Linked DNA regions of Mus musculus: region 1 is linked to region 2. The links are chromatin loops, found by intact Hi-C in ENCODE. Cell type or tissue: gastrocnemius. All regions are shown on one strand. Each heading gives the region's core, and the rest is flanking DNA. Links, peaks and the distances in the headings are about the cores only.

Region 1 (2,920 bases), core at 127-2,626, 400 kb before region 2:
GATATTATAAAAAGTTGATATTGTATGTTGTTCTAAATAATTTTCCTCTTTTTTTTTTGAGACGAGGTCTCTCATTGAACCTGGAACTCACCAATTGGCTAGACTGGCTGGCTAGTGAGTTTCCAAGATTCTCCCGTCCCAACCTCCCCAGCACTGGGAATATAGATGCACTACTTTTACATTGGTCCTGGGGAATCTGAATTCTAGGCCTCTTGCTTGCATGGTCCACTTTCCTGACTGAGCTGTCTCCCTGCCTTGATAGTCTTCTTATTATCCACTATTAATATTTTTATTAAGTTTTTGAGATGTTTATGCATTATATTTTTATCACAGTTACTTCCATCCCCCAACTCCTCTAAGATCTTCCCCCTTTCCATACCCATCCAACTCTGAGTCTACATCTTTTTAATTACTTCTTTTACTTTTGAGATTATAATGTAACTACAGTACCACCAACCCAATTTGTTCCACAAAACCTCCCCATATAATCCTCTTTACTTTCTTCCAAGTTTAAGGTCTTTTTGTCCATTGATCATTGTTACACGCATATATGTATATGCATGCATCATCCTACATCCAACAATCTCAGTCTGTGTCATGTTAATTGTATGTGTTTTCAGGGCTGACCATTTGGTATCAGATAAGTGGTTGGTGTGCTTTTACCTGGGGAATACTACTCCTTCTGCTCTCAGCCTACCTTCATTTGCCTGTTGTTCTCTGTGTAAGGTTGAGGCCCCGTGGCCGTTCCCGAGCTACATCAGCACATTTATTGTTGTTCCTCATCAGCTCATCTTTGGAAGTTGTGTTGGTGAGACTTTACAGGTGTAGTTCCTGACATTCCTGGACTATGCAACCTCACAGCAAACTCCCTGATCCTCTGACTCTCACAATCTTTCTGCTCCCCCTTCTCAAGTGTTCCCTGAGTCTTACGTACAGGAATTGTTTTGTAGATGTATTTGTTGGGACTGGGATCCACAACTCTGCATTTTGATTTGGCTGTGTTTTTCTGTAATGGTCTCTGTTGCAGAAGGAAGTTTCCATGATGAGGGGCGAGGACTACACTCATCTGTGGATTCAAGGACACATATGTAGAATGTCGTTATGGGTTATGCTGGTTTAGTAGAATGGTAATTATAGGGTCTCCAGTACCCATGACGTCACCAGCCCTGGGATAATTGGCTAGGTTCCCAGTGCCTGGAATGGTTCCCTTCCATTTATAGAACCTTTGGTAACCACCAAGGTATGCATGGAACCACCGCACTTTTAGGGTGACATGACATGCTGGTTGTCACGTCCATTGTTGTGGTTCATAGCCTCATTGTTATATGTAAGATGGTTGATTTATTCTCTCCTTTGGAAGCTTACATGATGCTTTCTGTACCTTGAAAGCTAATCCTCATGGAAGTAGCTTTCAGGTGAGTTCCAGCTCAGGGGGCCTCTACATCAGAGAGTCCCCTTAGTCCAACTAGTGCTGGCTATAAACCCTTGGAAGGTCAATCTGCTAGATCCACACCCTTAAAGAAAACTAACTCTCCCTTTCTTGGCAGCTATCAATAACAATAGTTCTTCATCAGAGAATAGGGACTTTGTGGCCACCTCCTGCCTCTATACTGAGATTTTTTGTCTGGTTTGAGTTTGAGCAGGTCTTATGCATGTTGTCACAGCCACTGTTAATTCACATGGGCAAATGTCCAGTGGTGTACACTGAACAATTTCCATGTTGTCATCTCCCAACTCTGGCTTTTATAATCATTTCACTCCCTCTTCTGCACCAATGATTCCTGATCCTTGACAGATTGGGGTGATACACACACACATATATATATATATAATTTAGGGGTGAACACTGATGATGATGTGCTGATCTGTGTGTATGATGGTAAATTAAGAGTTGTTTTAACAGTCTCTTCTTAACCCAGGCTTTGTTAATAGACCTGACCTCTTTCTCTAGCCCCTGTGATCCACGCCATGACCCTTCCTCTTCTAGCTATGAAAACTTGGTTTTCAGCATCTCCTGGTCGCTTCTTTGCTTAGGTGGCCAATTAAGACTCAGCAACTGCACTTCTTTCCAGTTCTTTTCATCACAGCTGAATTGACCTTCCCTACCTCATCTTACTTCCAGAATCTTCTATGTCAACTGAGCTATTTTTATTCTCATGATAGACAGGAAGTTTTTTTTCTTAAACTACCTGTTGGGTTTTTTAGACATGCCTCACTAGGCACATGTGAAGTAGAGTGACGGGCCGTCATCCCAGAGATGAAAGATGGGCCCAGCAGCAGGGCAGGATCTGGCTGAGTAACCTCACTGTCAGCCTCTGTTTTCTTCCAATGATGGGGAGGGCACCATCAGTTCTTTGGGACTTCTTCAAGGAAGAGTCTTATGCTTTATTTGCTCTTTTATAAGAAAGGAACTACCTTATTTCAAGAAGAGGTTAGATGTTCAATGAAATCCAAATAGTTATTGGATCTAATAAATATGGTGCTAATATGCCAACTAGCAATACACAGGTGTCAAAAATAAAAACAATGTAGGATAGACGTCAGAAAGAGAATACAACAGGATGTGCTGGTAAGCCTGGAGAGGAGTGTGCCTAAGAGCTTTCCTGAAAAGATAATACATCACAGAGGCACATCCGATTTGTCCTAAAAGCTCGTCAGCCACCAGGGCACCTTATTTCATCTGTCTTGAGTTAAATAAACAAAGTCACTCAGGTGAAACATGAACAAGCTTGGTTTTGAAGTAAGGAAACCTTGTGCTATTCTGAACCTTTGAGTTCCACACATTTGTGAGGGACACAGGTCAAGTTGAGGGCATAAACTTAGACCTCCTTTTCTTTTCTCTTTTGAGAACTCCCTTCATGACCAGCTTTAAAGTAGAAGGTCCTTCAACACATAGTTCAGATGTGTTTGGTCTGTGCTT
Region 2 (2,920 bases), core at 177-2,676:
AAGGTACAGGATAACCATGCTACAATTCACAGACCCAAAGAAACCAACTAATAAGGAGGTCCCAAGGGAGGATATGTGAATCTTACTCTGAAGGGGAAACAAAAAATAGTCATTGGTGGTAGATGGAGAGAGGGAAACGGGTGGAAGAGGGGGTGAGTACGGTAACTGGGATGATGATCAGGTGTGGGGTGGGACTGTGGGAGAAGTCTGGGAATGAGAGTGGCAACAGATTGGGGCATCTCTGGGAGTAGCTAGAGACCTGGGATGGGGGAGGTTCCTGGGACTCTATGGGAGTGACCCTGGCTGAGACTTCTAGCAGTGGGGGAATATGGAGATTGAAGTGGCCACTTCCTATAGCCAGGTGGGACTTACAGTGGGGGGAGCAGGGCATCAATCCACCCACAAAACCTTTAACCCAAACTGTGTCCTGCCTATAAGATGCGCAGATCTAAAGATGAAGCAGAGATTGAGGGCCAGCCAATGACTGGCCCAACTTGAAACACAATCCCTTGTAAGACAGCCAATCCATGACATGGTTAATGATATTTTGCTGGGCTTACAGACAGAAGCCTAACAGAACCGTCTCCTGAAAGCAGATGCAGAGGCCCACAGGCAAACATCAAGCGGTGCTTGGGGAATCTTGTAATAGTGGGAGATAGAATTGAGTGAGCTGGTGGGATCAAAGACACCACAGAAAGCCTAAAGAGTCAACTAATCTGGGCCCGTAGGGGCTCACAGAGACTGAACCATCAACCAAAGAGCATTCAGGGGCTGGACCTAGTCACCTTACACATTTCTAACAGATGTGCAGCCTGGTCTTCATGTGGGTCCCCTAACAATTGGAGAGGGACCTGTCTCTGAGTCAGTTCCTGGCATTGGATCCTTTCTCCTAGATGGACTACCTGGGGGGAGGGGATGTTAATGGGAGAGGAGGAACTAGGGCCTATGGCAACTAGATGTCCCAGGTGGGGTGGTACCCACGGGTGCTTCCCCTTCTCTGAGGAGAATGGGAGGGAGTAATGGGGGAGGAGGAGGAGGAATTTGTAAGGGCGGGATTGCAGGAGAGGAGGAATCGGGAGGGGTACGATCTGCATGTAAAGTGAATACACAAAAAAGTAAATTTTAAAAAGCTTCAGTTTAAAAAATTTAAACCACCTTTAAGTGTTAGGTTTATCATTTTTGGCCCAAGGCTGACACCTTGTGGACATTTCCAGTAATTGTGAGCTTATTCTCTGTTCTCTGTACAGTGGTTACATCTAAGCAGGTGTACTGGCAATTTAAATTACAGAGAAACAAGCAAAGCAAAGGACAGTTAACTGAATTTTTAAAGCCTTGGGGGAACTTACTTCAGAATTTGATTTAAATTTACTTTTATTATTCACTTGCTTTTAGTGTTTGCCCAGACAAAAATATTAATTTATACTTTCTAGGTTCTGCTCAGATTGTTAAATTAACCAATTTCCAAATCAAAGGCTGTTTTCTTTCTGCTTCACTGTAGTATCGGTCCAGTTGTGTAGTCAATGACCAACTCTCTGAGAACTTCCCATCACCAATAGGCCTCAATGGGAATAAAGGCTATTAATGGCTACAAATGGATAAGAAGGGCCAGTGCTCACTGAAAAGCTAGAAGTCTTTGCTGGAAAATCTTTAATGTTTCCAGGCGGCAGAAGCTGAGGGTTAGGCAGGCTCATGGTCCTCATAAGCACAGGCCTGTCTGATGACCTTTGCTAAATATTTTTATGCATACTATATCTACCAACTTAATATAAATTCTTTGCTAGCAGATATAAACTACTTCCTAAAAATTGCCTTTATTGCAACTGCTGCCACCATGCTCCCTTTCCTAAAAACTCAATCTTTATTTTTTTAGTTTTTATTGGATATTTTCTTTACTTACATTTCAAATATTATCTCTTTTCCTGGTTTCAGCCTATCCCATCCTACCTCCCCCTGCTTCTATGAGAGTTTTCTTCCACCCACCCACCCCAAACCACCTCCCTGCCCTCAATTCCTCTACACTGGGGCATCTATCAAGCCTTCATAGGACCAAGGACCTCTCCTCCCACTGATGCATGACAAGGCCATCCTCTGCTACATATGCAGCTGGAGTCATGTGTACTCCTTTGTTTATGGCTTAGTCCCTGGGATCTCTGAGAGGGGTGGGGGGGGGTTCTGGTTGGTTGATATTGTTTTTCTTCCTGGGATTGCAAACCAAATCAACTCCTTTATTCCTTTCTCTCTAATTCCTCTATTGGGGACACTGGCTCAGTCCAATGGTTGGCTGTGAGCCTGCACCTCTCTGCATTTGTCAGGCTCTGGCAGGGCCTCTCAGGAGACAATCATATCAGGCTCCTTCCAGCATGCACTTCTTGGCATCCACAATAGTGTCTAGGTTTGGTAACTGTATATGGGATGGATCTCGGGAAAGCCTCTGGACGGCCAATCCTGTAGTCTCTTTTCTACACTTTAGCTCCATAATTGCTCCTGTGAGTATTTTGTTCTCCTTCTAAGAAAGACTGAGCACCCACACTTTGGTTTTCCTTCTTATTGAACTTCTTATAATCTGTGAATAGTATCTTGATTATTTGGAGCTTTTGGGCTAATATCCACTTATCAGTGAGTGCATACCATGTGTGTTCTTTGGCAAATGGGTTACCTCACTCAGGATGATATTTTCTAGTTCTATCCATTTGCCTAAGAATTTCATGAATTCATTGTTTTTAATAGTGGAGTAGTATTCCATTGTGTAAATGTACCATATTTGCTGTATCCATTCCTCTGTTGAAGGACATCTGGGTTCTTTCCAGCTCCTGGCTATTATGAATAAGGCTGCTCTGAACATAGTGGAGCATGTGTTCTGGTTATACGTTGGAGAATCTTTTAGGTATATGCCCAGGAGTGACACATCTGGATCCTCGGG

The links. Hi-C counts contacts between places; a loop is a spot of excess contacts. Peaks named below come from ENCODE experiments on the same cell type or tissue, not always from the same donor. Only the 100,000 strongest peaks of a DNase experiment are listed, where the experiment ranks them.
Region 1: a loop joins it to region 2, with 3 times the contacts of the local background. A loop is called at or near these places in 30 of 42 quality-filtered maps.

What each region holds. Positions count from the first base shown.
Region 1 is chr3:32,192,497-32,195,416 of GRCm38, reverse strand. The region is part of intron 5 of Kcnmb2 (potassium large conductance calcium-activated channel, subfamily M, beta member 2); the gene reads right to left. Among named protein-coding and RNA genes, the nearest start is that of Gm42201, 130 kb to the left of the region's middle. In gastrocnemius, for the core only: no CTCF peak of the experiment used is centred there; a DNase peak (open chromatin) is centred at 1,190.
Region 2 is chr3:31,788,806-31,791,725 of GRCm38, reverse strand. No RefSeq gene overlaps it. Among named protein-coding and RNA genes, the nearest start is that of Gm33886, 100 kb to the right of the region's middle. In gastrocnemius, for the core only: a CTCF peak has its summit at 1,189 (motif pointing left); a DNase peak (open chromatin) is centred at 1,110.